Linked DNA regions of Mus musculus: region 2 is linked to region 1. A link is a loop called in an ENCODE intact Hi-C map of the cell type or tissue named here. Cell type or tissue: heart. All regions are shown on one strand. Each heading gives the region's core, and the rest is flanking DNA. Links, peaks and the distances in the headings are about the cores only.

Evidence for each region. A loop is a pair of places that touch in the nucleus more often than their neighbours do. Peaks named below come from ENCODE experiments on the same cell type or tissue, not always from the same donor. Only the 100,000 strongest peaks of a DNase experiment are listed, where the experiment ranks them.
Region 2: a loop joins it to region 1, with 4 times the contacts of the local background. A loop is called at or near these places in 1 of 42 quality-filtered maps.

Annotation. Positions count from the first base shown.
Region 1 is chr11:102,408,986-102,416,232 of GRCm38, reverse strand. No RefSeq gene overlaps it. Among named protein-coding and RNA genes, the nearest start is that of Slc25a39, 5.1 kb to the right of the region's middle. In heart, for the core only: a CTCF peak has its summit at 4,314 (motif pointing right); a DNase peak (open chromatin) is centred at 4,312.
Region 2 is chr11:102,245,135-102,252,381 of GRCm38, reverse strand. Hrob (homologous recombination factor with OB-fold) reads right to left here and starts at 3,500. Exons shown (of 10, transcript NM_153544.3): 1 at 3,290-3,500; 2 at 1,653-1,703. The coding sequence starts at 3,292. In heart, for the core only: CTCF peaks have their summits at 3,625 and 5,308 (motif pointing right); a DNase peak (open chromatin) is centred at 3,581; H3K4me3 peaks cover 1,421 bases; H3K27ac peaks cover 1,442 bases.

The sequences.
Region 1 (7,247 bases), core at 2,021-6,020:
AGGATCTCATGTTTTCCCCCTTCATCATCTAATTTGTCCCATAAGCTCCAACTTTTTGAACCCTAGTAAAGGCTCTTTAACGTGAAGTCTTTTCTTTATCTCTAGTCCTTCAGCTGTAAGCCTTAAGCCAACACCTTAATCTCACTCACCGCCACGACCTTTTTGCTTTATTTTCCACACCAGAAGCTAATGTAGAAGCTAACAATGCATTCCCTTGGTCTGTCGTGACTCCTCCCTTCAGGAAGACAGCTGAGCCTCAGTTCAATGTCCTATGTCTATAGCAGGGGTCACATGACTGCCTCTTGTATGTGCTACTTTCAGGGACTTTTTTTTTCCAGACAGGTTTTCTCTGTGCAGTCCTGGCTGTCCTGGAACTCATTCTGTAGACCAGGCTGGCCTCGAACTCAGAAATCTGCCTCCCAAGTGCTGGGATTAAAGGCATGCGCCACCACTGCCCGGCTACTTTCAGAGACTTTAATCTATTTCCTTACTCCATCAGCTGTTTCGGGGACATCCCTGTACTCAAGGAGGCACGCCACCCCATACCAAGTAGAGGATGGTGGCTGTCTTTGGACCCCTTCCACAGACATGGCATTCTTAGCTCATGAGACATTATTCGAACTTCCTCTCGTCCATCACAGGGGGAATGTGACCACCACTACAGCAAAGAGATCTTCCATCCCAGACCACACAGGGAGAGGTGGCCTCATCAGGATTTTCCCTGGGGATGCTCCATCCTCATACGGACTGGCTTCAGTTGTACGTCTTAGCATCCGGTGCAGGGGCCATGCAACCAGTCCCCTCAACTTGTATTTGTCTAGGCATGTACTGTCCAGGCCTCATTTGCATTGTGGGACACTATTCCTGGGGAGACATGAAGAAACATCTACTCCCCCTGAATAGGGAATCCATGATAGGTCAAATACATACCACTGAAGCACAACTTGGAAAACCAGTGAGTTTGTAGGAGTCACTGATGGGAGTGTGGCTGATGCAGCAGCTCAATAAAAGCCTGGGCTAGCATGGGCGGTGGGTGACTCACAAAAGCAGGAGCCCTAGACCTCTGTGTACTGCTTAAAGGCAGTTTGACAGCTGAGAGTCTCCCCCTCCCCTCTGCTCCCCTTCTCTTCCCTCTCCTCTCTTCCTCTCCTCCCCTCACCTCTTTCCCTCATCTCCTCTTCCCTCCCTCTCTACTCCCCTCCTCCCTCCCCTTCCCTCCCTCTCCCCCCTCCCCTCCTCTCTACTGTTTATTTGATCTTAGGGAGGGAGGAGTTCTGTGAATCTGATACATTTCAGGGTCTTCCTGAGGCTTAAGGAGCCTTACTGTAGAACTTCCTAAGTGTTAGGGAGCCTCCAGAATGTTTCAACTCAGGGGACATTGCTACACACAACCCCCCCAACACACACACATACACACACACACACACACACACACACTTCCCTTAAAATTCAGTTTCTTCCTTACTGGAATGTGCACACAACACCCTTGGCACACCCTCCACAGGTGAGGTTCAAATAGCATAATGGACGTGAAGAAATCTTGTAAAATGGCATATTAAAAGCAGAGGGGATTTTTGTTTTGTTTTGTTTTTTGTTTTAGGACATCAAAGGGATCCTATGACTAACCTGACGCTCTGTCTCCAAAGTGATGGGAGGGGACCCAAGCAAGGAAGCCAGCCTTCCCTTCCCAGACTGCAGCAGCATCGCCATAAGCCCAAAGAGAGATGAAAAGAGAAGGCCACAGGGATGGAGGGAAGTGGCACAGGACACCTTTTCAGGTCACAAGTCATAGCCACCATTCTCCACTGAGACCTTAGTGTCCCCCCCACCCAAAGAAGGCAGCAGGGTCTCTCGGTAGCATCAATATTGGTGGCATTGATAAAAGTGAAGAAACTGGGGCTGGAGAGGTGGCTCAGTGGTTAAGAGCACAGACTGCTCTTCTGAAGGTTCTGAGTTCAAATCCCAGCAACCACATGGTGGCTCACAACCATCCGTAATGAGATCTGACGCCCTCTTCTGGTGCATCTGAAGACAGCTACAGTGTACTTAGATATAATAATAAATAAATCTTAAAAAAAAAAGTGAAGAAACTGGGAGTCTGTAGCTTAGTGGCGGAGCAGTTGCCTAACACAGGCAAGATCCTGGTGCAAAAGGGAAGAAGAGTTCAGAGATCAAGCTACTGTGAACCCTGGAAAGGAGACAGGTCAACCAATTAGGGAAGAAACCTGTGTCCATGCATCAGGCTTTCTACCACCCATCAGGTAGGCTACTGGCTCACCCTATTTTAGTGTTTGTAAAAAGTAGGGTCTTAGCTTTATGGGGGTGACTTGTGCCCTCACTGGGGAGGCTGAGGCAGGAGGATGTTAGGTTTAAGGCTACATAGCAAGACTGTCTCTACAGACAGACAAACAGGTTAAAGCTGTAGCCAGCATGTCTGAAGGCTGGGTTTGATCCCCAGCACATCATAACCAACCCAGGAGAGGTGGTGCACACCTGTAATCTGTAATCGCAGCATTTGGGAGGTAGAGGCAGGAGGATTAGGAGTTCAAGTTCAGTTGCACAGAGTCTGAGGTCAGCCTGGGGCAACCCAGTCTCAAAAGCTATAAATCAAAACAAACCTCCAAGCCAAACCAACCAGAACAACAATTGTGTTCTGCTAATGCTTACCGTGATCTCCAGCACAGTAGCCTTTCCAGTAAACTCGCCTTGAATCTCCAACACAAATCTTGGTGGTAGGTACAGCCAGTGTTCCTGCTTCTTGGCCCATGGTGATCTAGTGGGTAACTCACCCTCTGCCCCACCTTCCCTGGCTTTATTCGAGGCCTTATTTATGGCAGTAGACCGCTCTCAGAACTGCTAAATGCATGAGAGCCTCTCAGAACAATGAAGACCACACACGGCTAAACTGGACTTGCCGTGTCCAGAGGCAGTGGGCAATGTGTGGGACAGGGAAGGCCTGCGGCACTCAAGTCTCCTGAGCCTGGTAATACCTACCTACTATCTAGTTCACCTTTGACACTCAGCCGTAAGCTGCTACATGTGACATCACATGCCCACAATCCCAGAAATTCAGGGGAGGGAGAGAGAGGAGGATCCAGAACTCGAGGCTAGCCTCAGCGCCATAGCAAGGCATGAGCTCCCCTGTCTTCCTCCTCCCTGTCCCCAAAAGAAGACACTCCTTCATGAAATTCATAGGTCCTGTGGTCTTCCTACACAGAACACTTAGAAACCAGAACAAAGTTCAAGCTGTAATGTTAAGGAAAAAAATAAAAGTTTTCTTAGGGTCCATAGTGGTTTTATTCCTAGAAAATGAATAGCAAACATATTTTTATTATAATTAAAACATAGTTGTTTTATTTATGTGTACCAATGCACATGTGTGCAGTGCCCATGGAGGCCAGAAGAAGGTGTCAGATCCCCTGGGACTGGATTTACAGATGTTGTGAGCTGCCGTGTGGTTGCTGGGAATTGAACCCTGTTCCTCTGGAAGAGCAACCAGTGCTCTTTACCCCTGAACCATCTCTCCACCACTGAAAAAAAAATTATTAAATATATGGGGGTACCGGAAAGTTGGATCTGCAGTTAAAAGCCCCTTTTACTCGCACAGAGGACCTGGGTTCTATTCCCAGCATCCACATGGTGACTCATGTCTATAGCTTTAGTCTTAGGGAACTCAGAAGCCTCCTTCTGACTTTTGTGGGTAGGCACGTATGTAGTACACACACATACATACAGGGAAAATATATATAATAATAAAACAAATCTTAAAAAAAAGGTTTTGGGAATAGGATCTGGGGATTAGGCTCAGTTGATAAACTACTTGTTTTGCAAGCATAGGTACCTGAGTTTGATCCCCAGCATCCACGTATAAAGCTGAGTGTTGTGCCATGCATTTATGCTCTCAGTGCTGGGGAGATGGAGACAGGCAGAGCCCTGGGCATCACTGGCTAGTTAGCCTAGACTGCACTGGCAAGTTCCAGATTAGTAAGATAACTTGTGTCAAAAAAAAAAAAAGTAGACAGTCCTTGGAGCACAACATCCTTGTTTGACCCCTGACCTACACACACGTACCTGCACACAGATACATCATATACATACAAAAAGTGGGGGTGAATTTGTCATCGGCAGCTGATAATTATAAGTTTTTCATGCCTATAACTGCCCTGAAAAAAGGAAATTTTAGCGACGTGGGGTTTTGTTGTTGTTGAAAGTTCATGTTGTATCAGAATGTTCTGCTCAGCACGGGACATTCCCAAACAGGACATTTCTGGTCATCCAAAGCGGCACCAGCCTCGAATTTCAGAAACGTCCCCTAGGGGGCGGTGCTGTTCCTGTTAAGAGCAAGTGTCTGGTATGCTGCAGTTCAACTTTCTGGTTTCCATGCTGGCGATAGAGTGTAGGACTTCACATGAGCTAGGCAAGCACCCTGCTACTGAGCTACGTTCCCAGCAGCAACATTTTACCTTCGAGACTGTTTTATATCAGGATGCAGACCTCTGACTCCCTCCCACAGTGGGTGATCATCCGGTTGTCATGATCGGATTGTGATTACATTTCGGGAATGTGATTTTTGGCTGATGCAAACAGGCTTCAATGAAGGACGACTCTATCACTTTGTTTTTGTGAAGTCAGTTGGCCAGAAGGAATTAAGTGGCTTGGCTGGGTTGGAGTTTAGACCTTTAGAGTGGCAATAGTTATTGTATGTTCCTAAACTGCCTCGCACAACACACTCATAAATCCACACTGTGGAAGCCAGAATAGAAGCCAGTTCTGGAGGGTCTTCTTCAGGGCCCTATGGGCGTTATATACCTCTGCAGGCCACATTCAAAGTAGGGTCTCTCAAATGAAGCACTGGGGACTCAGCCCCACATATCATACCTACTCTCCCACCAAGTGGGAGAGAGGAAAGACTGTTGCCAGTGGGGCTGAGCCAGATAATGACATTTTTTTGGTTTTGTTTGTTTGCTGTGGATTGAAGCCAGGGCCTGTGAGTGCTAAGTGCGTGCTGGAACACTGAAACACAGCCTTAGGTGAACATTTGCCTTACGTTTGAAGACAGAGGCATCCTTTGGGGCTGGACATGGTGGAGCATGCATTGTGGAGCATGCATTTGATTCTAGCACTCAGATGGATCCTCTGAGAGCTCAAGGCTGACCTGGTCAGCAAAGTGACTTCTAGGCTAGCCTAGTCTACCTATTGCGATGCCCTCCCCTCTCTCAAAATAAAGTAAGATAAAATAAACAAAATCAACTTTATACTAATTCTAAGTCTACATATAAGATATTGCATTTAGGCTGGGCAGTGGTGACGCACACCTCCCAGCACTTGGGAGACAGAGGCAGGCAGATTTCTGAGTTCGAGGCCAGCCTGGTTTACAGAGTGAGTTCCAGGACCAGCCAGGGCTATACAGAGAAACCCAGTCTCAAAAAACAAAAACAAAAAAGAGAGAGAGAGAGACAATGAGGTGCTGGAGAGATGGCTCAGTGGTTAAGAGCATTGACTGTTCTTTTTTTTTTTTTTTTTTTAAAGGATTTATTTATTATATGTAAGTACACTGTAGCTATCTTCAGACACTCCAGAAGAGGGCATCAGATCCTGTTACAGATGGTTGTGAGCCACCATGTGGTTGCTGGGATTTGAACTCCGGACCTTCAGAAGAGCAGTCGGGTGCTCTTACCCATTGAGCCATCTCACCAGCCCCTGACTGTTCTTCCAAAGGTCCTGAGTTCAAATTCAGCAACCACATGATGGCTCACAACCATCCGTAACAAGATCTGATTCCCTCTTCTGGTGTGTCTGAAGACAGCTATGGTGTACTTACAGATAATAAAGAAACCTTAAAAAAAAAAAAAAGAATGAAAGTTTAAAAAAAATGAGCCCCAATATACCAAAGTTAGCTCTGGTATTCTTGCTCTGCCCTCCCCCTCCCCTCCCCCCCTCACCATTTGAGACTTTAGATTCATTTGCTCCTAAACAACCCAGTGTGTGTGGCTTAAGATCAAGGATGCTGGCACACACCTCTAACCCCAGCACTTGGGAGACAGATGTGGGTGGATCTCTGGGAGTTCAAGGCCAGCCTGGTGCATATAGTGAATTCCTGGACAGCCAATAGCTACATAGTGAGAACCTGTCTCAAAACACCAAAAAAACAAAAACAAAAAAACGAGTGCTTGTGGCCTCTGCTCTCCACGTCACAGAGGCCCCTTTTCTCCCATTTCTCTGTGGCTTTGCTGCCCTCCCCTTCCTGGTTCCACTGGTCAGCCCTCCCTGGGTCTGAACTTTGGATTTCTCTTGGGGGGTGGGGGGGGGATTCAGTGGCTGGACAGAGGCTCTGGCTCTTTGCCTCTGGAAAGTCCCGCTAGATGGTGACAGTGTTGGCCTTAGACAGAGAGTTGTTGCTTAGATCTTGATATTGGATTGAAGTTCTGCCTCTACCTGGAAATGTTTCCACAGGCTTTGGGGATGCAAGCTGGAGGTCTCCCAGCTCCTGCCCTCCCTGGGGCTTGCCCTGCTCGAGCTCCTGGCCAGGCCAGCTTTGATACCAGTTCATTCCATCTGCTGCTCCGTTCTCAGAAGTCTCAGTGAGAAGTGATTGCTTGGGCCTTTTTATCTGTATGATGGCCACAAGCTGCCTCCAGGGCCCCTGGAAACTCACTGCTTCCTCCAGGTCTGTAGTTCTAGTAACCTCGTTACTCCGGACATTCCTACAGACTGCAGATGGCCTCGGACAGACACTGGGAGTCATGTTGCTGAGGCAGTGACCTCATTGAGAGCAAATAGGATCTTTTGAGTGACTTCAGGGGACTCTTTTCTCATCTATAAACTGGAAGTTGGGGTAAGGGGTGGGCAAAGAATTAATTACCGCTGGTTATGGTCTTTCATGCCTGTAATCCCAGCATCTGGGAGGCAGGAGTTCGAAGTAATTCTTGCCTAAACATGGAGTTTCGGGTTAGCCTGGGCTATGAGTCACTGCTTCAAAACAAACAGAAAATAAAGCCAAACCCCAAATCATAAACAAGAAAGGGAGGGAGGGAGAGAGGGAGAGAGAGAGGGGGAGAGAAGAGATTATACACAGGGCCTTCAGTTTTCTTCTCTACAGAATAGAAAAATCATCTCTGCTCAGAAACGTGGTAAAACATTAACTTTGAGGTTGAAATGGCCTTAGCAGGCGCTGGATTCCCAACTGAACCGACAGCTTATGAAACGACTTTTGTGTTACCTTTTTTTTTTTTTTTTTTTTGGTTTTT
Region 2 (7,247 bases), core at 1,540-5,539, 160 kb after region 1:
GATGGTTTCCAACTCAAGGGGAGCCTTTTCTCCCCAGAGAGAACCTGTCTAGAAACAAGCGGCAACACAACACACCCAGTAACTCCTCTTTGGGGGGAGCTCGGGATGTGGCTCAATGGTTTGAAAACCAAACTCCGGCTGGAAATCGCCCAGGGAGGCCACAGAACAGAGGGATTTGCCCTGGTTCCCTTGGCCGGTAAGTGACTTATTTATTTATTTATTTATTTATTTATTTATTTATTTATGAGACAGGGTTTCTCTGTGTAGCCCTGGCTGTCTTGGAACTCACTCTGTAGACCAGGCTGGCCTTGAACTCAGAAATCCACCTGCCTCTGCCTCCCAAGTGCTGGGATTAAAGTCGTGTGCCACCACCTCCCAGCGGTAGGTGACTTATTGAAGAAGTTTCTCTGCCAGAAATTCTCACGTAAGTGGCATGGGGTAGGCCTTACATGAGGGTGATTCCAAAATGTTGACTGTGTGTCTCATTTAATTTCTTTTCTTCTGAGAAGGAAGAGAGGAACACAACAATGCCCTTCATTCTAGAGAAGACAAAGTGGGAGGCCGGAGTATGAAGTGATCTATCTGCCCGGGTCACAGGCCAGTTGGTGCCCTCGGGTCTCACATCATCCTGCTAACTGTGCGGCCTCCTCCCTGAGGCGGCTCTCTATAAACGTTCCTCCCCCTTCAGGCATGCTATTATAAAAGTGAATGAAATCACCCTCCAGACAGCTCCCAGGAAGGCCTTTATAATTAAAGACATGACAGTTAGAATTAGGGAGTTAGTTTGGTTTTTGTTTGTTTTCTTTCTTTTTCTTCTTTTCTTTTGAGACAGGATCTCATGATGCCCAGAACAGCTCTGAATTCTCTATGCGGCCGAGGACCTTGAACTTATGATGCCTCTGCCTCCATCTAGCAAATGCTGGAATCACAGGTGACCTCAGGTACCTGGTTTTATTGAGAGCGTGAGCATTTAGGTCAGGGCTCTAAGATAAGCAGGGACCTGGACCCACTTACTCACACTCTGGACTTTTTTTTTCTTTTGTTTGAGACAGGGTCTCTCTACATAGCCCTGGCTGTCCTAGAACTCAAGAGATTTGCCTGCCTCTAACTCCCGAGTGCTGCCTACATTAAAGGCATACACCACCACCACATCTAGCCTGTTTTATTTTTAAGACAGTTGAATACAGCCAGCAGCGGCAATGCAGGCCTTCAATCGCAGGACTCTGGGAGGCAGAGACTGGTAAACATCTGTGAGCTCCAGGCTAGTCAAGTCTACAGAGCGAGTTCCAGAACAGCAAGGGCTACACAGAGAAACCGTGTGCCGGAAACATACTGCAAACAAAGACAGATGAATATGCTGTTGTTGCTGAGACAGAGTCTCTCTATGTAGCCCCACGCCAGCCTTGGGTTCCTACCTTCCTGCTTCAGCCTCTTACGTACTGGAACTACAATACAAGCAAGTAGCACCAAGTTGGTCCTTGCTTACAATTATTTACACTTTTAGCCTGAGATAGATTAAAAAAAAAAAAAGAAAAGATGAAAGATATGTCCATTGAAAGCTGCCTGCTGGGACTGCTTCAAAGGTCCTGAACTTGGCTGTGTCTCCATCTCAGGGCATCTTTTGCTAGTCCAGGTCACCAACAGTTCCCTACCTCATCTTCAAAGTCCTCTTCCACAGAAAACAACTTCTGAAAACCACACGTCTGAAAAAGAAAACAAAGCACTTGAGACCGGAGGGAAACCACCGCCCGCAGCATCATCCTGTATTCACTACAACCTTTTCCCCAGCTCTAATGTGACCATCTCAAGTATACTGGGTTTCTGGTGTGTCTGGCTAGTACTGGAAGAGGGAAAAGAGAAGAAATTCGATTTAGCTAAAGACTTAAAAATACTCGAGCCGGGCGTGGTGGCGCATGCCTTTAATCCCAGCACGCAGAGGCAGGCGGATTTCTGAGTTCGAGGCCAACCTGGTCTACAGAGTGAGTTCCAGGATAGCCAGGGCTACACAGAGAAACCCTGCCTCGAAAAACCAAAAAAAAAAAAAAAAAAAACTTTCTTTAAAAAAAAAAAACCAAAAAAATACTTTCTTTAAAAAAAAAAACCAAAAAAAAAATATATATATATACACATATATACATATAATGCACACACACAGTTTATCTGAACTACTCCTAGAAAGGGGAGATAGTAAAAGAGAGGCGACTGCTAAGGGAGACAAAGGCAGGGTCAGCATAAGGGTCTCAAGTAGCCCAAGTTGGCCTCAAGTCATTATTATGTTGATAAAGGTAATTTTCAAATCTTATATAAAAAAAATGATTGATTTAGTGGGGGTGGGGTACACTACTGCATGGGTGTGAAGGTGAAAAGAACTTGAGGGAGTCGGCTTCTTCCACCCTATGGGTCCTAGGGATGTAACTGAGGCATCAGAGACAACCACCTTTTACCTGCTCAGCCACTTCCCCAGCCCCTGACCTTGAACTCCTGACCCTTTCCTTTCCCAAAGGATGGGATTACTTGCCTACACCACCTCTGGAAACAGGCCTGAGTATTCTGCAACAGAATCTCAAAGGTTGGTCCAACACAAGAAAGGACCCTGCCTGAAACCCTTGTTTCTGAGGATCAAGCCAGTGATTTCTTTCTACAGAGGACCAAAGCCAAAGGCAAAGTTGCCAAGAGTGTGGACTGCCCCAGTCTACGGTTCTTCTTCCTGGACAGCAGACTCAGACGAGTGTCACACCCACAGCCTGGGTTTTTGGTGGGGGATTGAGGGCGTGTGGCATGGTAGCTGCTGCCTTTAATTCCCAGAACGCCTAAGGCAGAACTTTGAGTTCGAGGCCAGCCTAATCTACATACTGAGTTACAGGATAGCCAGGGGCAGAAAGCCTGTTTCAAGGACCCACCCTCCTCCCAAAAAAATAAAAACAGAGGAGGAGGCGGAGGAGGAGAGGAAGGGAAGGAGGGAGAGGAGAGTTGAATGTTAGTCACCCCAAGATCACGAGGTTGGGGGCAAAGATTCCAAAAGCCAGTGACGTTTGGGCTCGCAGGGATTGATGACTATTTTTCTGTCTGTCTGTAGGTCTGTATGTCCGGGGGAGGTACCTTTCACAAGGTCTCCTGCGCGTTGCGCGCCCTTCCTACCTAGCCCCCAGGTCTGCAGACTACACTCAGTCTCTACCAGGCAGATCCCGTCCTAGCAGACTAGCGAGCCCGGAGCCCAACCCGGAGTCCGGCTTCCCCGGGGCTGGAACGCCTCCTCCCCAGAGCCCGGGCGGCTTAGACGCGGCATTACCATAACGACAGGCCGTGGGCTCGGGCCGGCGGGTCGGCCCGGCCGTGTCAGACTCAAGGGTTCACCTCCAACTCGACCCAGACGTAGAGTAGGGAACTATGTCCGGTCGCATTCCCAGAGCAAGGTCCAAGAGAAGCGTCTTTAAGACCGCAGCGGAAACTGAGAGAGGGGCGCCTAAGAACGTGCACCCAGAGCGGCTTTCAAAGCCGCCGCCAAAACAATAGCTCCGCCCCCTTAAAGGGAAGGCACCAATTTTTATCCTGCCGACACAAAGTCCTTCTTCCTCGGGCCTTCCGCCGCAGCCTTAAAGGGAAAATCAAAGGTCTCTCGGTCGCCCCCAAGCGGTCCCTCTAGTCCAGCCGGCTGCCACGTTCTGGTTGAAAGGGAGCTTGGAGAAATCTTATACACTTTATTCTCCCTTCTTTTTTTTTTTTTTTTTTTTTTTTTTTTGTTGAGCACACTGGTGATTTGAGAGTGACTTCATCCTCACCAGAACGCAGCCGATCGTGTAGCCCAGGCTGCCCTCTAACTCACTTTGTAGCCGAAAATAACCTTAACTCCATATTGTTCTTCCTCTACCTCCCAAACGCTGGGGTGGCTGGTTTTATGTGGTGCTAGGGATGGAACCGGGGAGGGCGGCGGGGGGGGGGGGGGGGTTCACACTTTGTAGGCCAAGCTGATTGGTAGAGACAGGAAAAGGTAGAGAGCCTCATGCGCCATCATCCTCTGGTGAATGAGGAGGGATTGAACGATTTTGGGCCTTGCACGTGCTAAGCAAATGTTCAACACTAAGCTAATAATACGCCCAGCCCTAAAGAGTTTCTACGACAGAAAAATGTGTGCCTTCTTTGCATGTTAGAAAAATAGGCCTGAAAGCTGGGAGTGCATTCCAATGGTCAACATTGTACTAAGCGTCTTCAAGACTCTGGTCCCAGCTACCATACATACATACACTGCAGAAAAAACGAACAAACAAAAACATAAACAAAATTACTTTGGAGGCCATGCAGGGACTGGAAGGTAAGGCCTGGCTCAAGCATATAAGGCAAGTAAGACTGAATGAAGAGATCCGGGAAAGACAGGGTGTGTCTTTTCCTCAGAGCACAGTAGCCGTCTGAGCCATAGAAATATGACTAAATTGGTGGATTCTTCCTCAGAACAAGGCACATGTGTACAAACACATGATGCTTTGCACATAATTATAGGGGGGTTGTCTTCCTGAAGCCTCTAGTCAAGAACTCAGTCCCAGACAGGTGGTGGTGGCCCACGCCTTTAATCCCAGCACAGAAGGAGGCGGATTTCTGAGTTCAAGGCCAGCCTGGTCTACAGAGTTAGTTCCAGGAGAGCCAGGGGTACACAGAGAAACCCTGTCAAAAAAAAAAAAAAAAAAACCAAAAAAAAAACAAAAAACAAAACAAAAAAAAAACCCTCAGTCCCCTGGAATTCTAGGAAGCAAAATGGTATAGCAGTTAAACTGTAGATGCTGAAGTCTCGATAGCTGGGTCATAGGCTCTCAACTCTACCTCCTCTTTGCTATGTGAGCATGTGAGCTTGGTCAGGGTCATACCTGGAATCACATAGTACTCCAGGACTCTTGGCTGTTATCATTCCAGGTTAAACAAAATTAACAGTGCTGGGACCCTCCCCCTATACTGAGCTTGTCATCCTGCTCTGTCTGAGTCCTCTGATCTGCTTCCAGCCTACATCCCAGAACCCAGGTTTTCCATTTCTGAACTTATTCCTAGTCGGTCTGAGTTTCCACTGCTCTCAAACCCAGTCATTAAAGAGTTTAGCATACTTCTTGCTTCTCCCTCTCCACCCTCCCTTCCTCGAAAAGGTCTCATCGCTAAGGGTGGCCTAGAACATTCCCTTCTGACACATCCTCCTGGGATTACATGTGTGCGCCTCTGTGCTCAGCTAATGCCCTTTTCTTTTTACGTTTTTTTCCCTTTTTTAAAAAAAAATTATTTTTGTTGATTTTATGTCTGAGTGCTCAGCTGCATGTACACCTGCATGCCAGAAGAGGGCATCAGATCCCCTCATAGATGGCTGTGAACTGCCATGTAGGTGCTGGGAATTGAACTCAGGACCTCTGGAAGAGCAGACATTGCTCTGAGCTGCTAAGCCATCTCTCAGTCCTCTTTCTTTTCTTTCTTTTTCTTTTTTCTTTCTTCCTCTTTTTTTTTTCTTGGACAGGGCTTCTGCTTCCAAAGTGCTAGGATTAAAGGCATGTTTCACTACACCCAGTTTTCAAAACGTTTTCTTTGTTCTCTAGTCTCTGTATTCAGGACCTACCTATGTCATAACTGGTGTCTACTGAGTGTCCTGTATTCTCTTCAGGGTCTCCTCCACACACCCCCTGATGGACTGTTTACTTTTATTTAGGGTCAGGTCATTTGGCTTTCCTCTTGTAGGAGGGGAGAGTTGAAACAGGGTCCCAAATGTGTCACAGAATGACCTTGAATTTGCAGCAATCCACCTGCCTCAGCTTCCCCAAGTGTTGGGATTATGTGTGTGTATCACCTTGCCTGGCTCTTGCAGCTTTTGTGACTAAACACTTAGTATGAGGCAGACACCGTGGTGCAAGCATTTGTTTAATGACTTCAACGCCTTTGTCAGGAAAGAATTGGGCAACTTTAGGCCCACTTCCACAAGAAGTTGCCATTGGCTGATGAAGGAGTTTTCTTAAGTACAAAGGAAACTCATGAGCATACACATGCCATGGAGGGAGGGGGGGTTGAAAACAGCTTGCTGCGTTTGCTATGGAGTTAGAAAAAAATACGTTCGAGTCTCCCGCTAACTGCATACAATCTTGAGTAAGTTACTTTACTCTCAGAGCCTTTCTTTAGTGCTTTATCTATGAAAACAGAATTCTGCCTCTTTGTAGGTTTTTTCTGTGAGATGAGATGAATTGCATTGAAATGGCTAACTCCGTGTCTGGCATGTTGGCAGGGTCTCAGCAAACGTGGATTCCCTCCCCCTCTACTTTAGTTTGCAAACTTGTGTGGGGGAATTGTTATGGGAACCACATGGCTTGGGTTTGTATCTATTTTGGCGTGTTTGCAAACGCATTTTCCCCTAATTCATGGTTGTGTTTGTTTTTTTTATCATATGAACAATTGTATGCAAACCAGTTTGATGCCTGTATTTATAATGCCTTGTTACGGACAGTGGCAGACAAAAGAGACAGTGTGTACACACGCAGGGTTTTGTGTCGTGTTGGTGGGTGGGTGTTGCATGTTGAGTGTGTGTGTGTAATTCGATGTGCGTTGTGGGCCACATATGGGAGCCCGGGGGAAGGGCTGCGCTGTCTGGGTGGCTGTGTACAAAAAGATTCAGTTAGTGAGCTCTCCCTATATGTAAACCAGCTGTTCAATAGAACTGGATGCCTATGGAAATGTATTCTGTATAAACTCACTGTCCGTTGGGATGGCCACTAGCCCCTCCTGGATCTCAGACACGTGCAACGTGGCTAGTTCCACTAAGGAGCTGAAGATTTAATGGTGTTTAATTTTCATGGAAATAGCGACGGGGATATTAGTAGACAGAAATTCCAAGCTCATTCTCCAATGCACCAGGTGATAAAGACTATCTTCTCTCTACCACGGGAATTTATTGATGGGGTGCTGACCCTAGCATATAAGAAGCCCTGCCGTAGCCCCACTTGCGCGTATATGCGTGTGTGCGCGTGTGAGTGCGCGCGTGTAAGACGTACAGAGAGGGTTGTGCCCCCCTCTTTCAAGGCCCCAGCGGAGCAGTGAATCAGCCTGACAATGCGGTGAGTCATTGAGGAACTGCTCGCAGCCGGCCCAGCAGGCGGGAAGCGAACGTCAGCCAGCTTCGCAGCGGCTACCCCCACCCTGCGGTGGGATCACTCAGCCCCACGCACTGCAGATGTTGGGAAGAAATTGACGCGGACCAATCGAGGCACCCGAGCGCCTCTCCTCCTCCCTTTCCT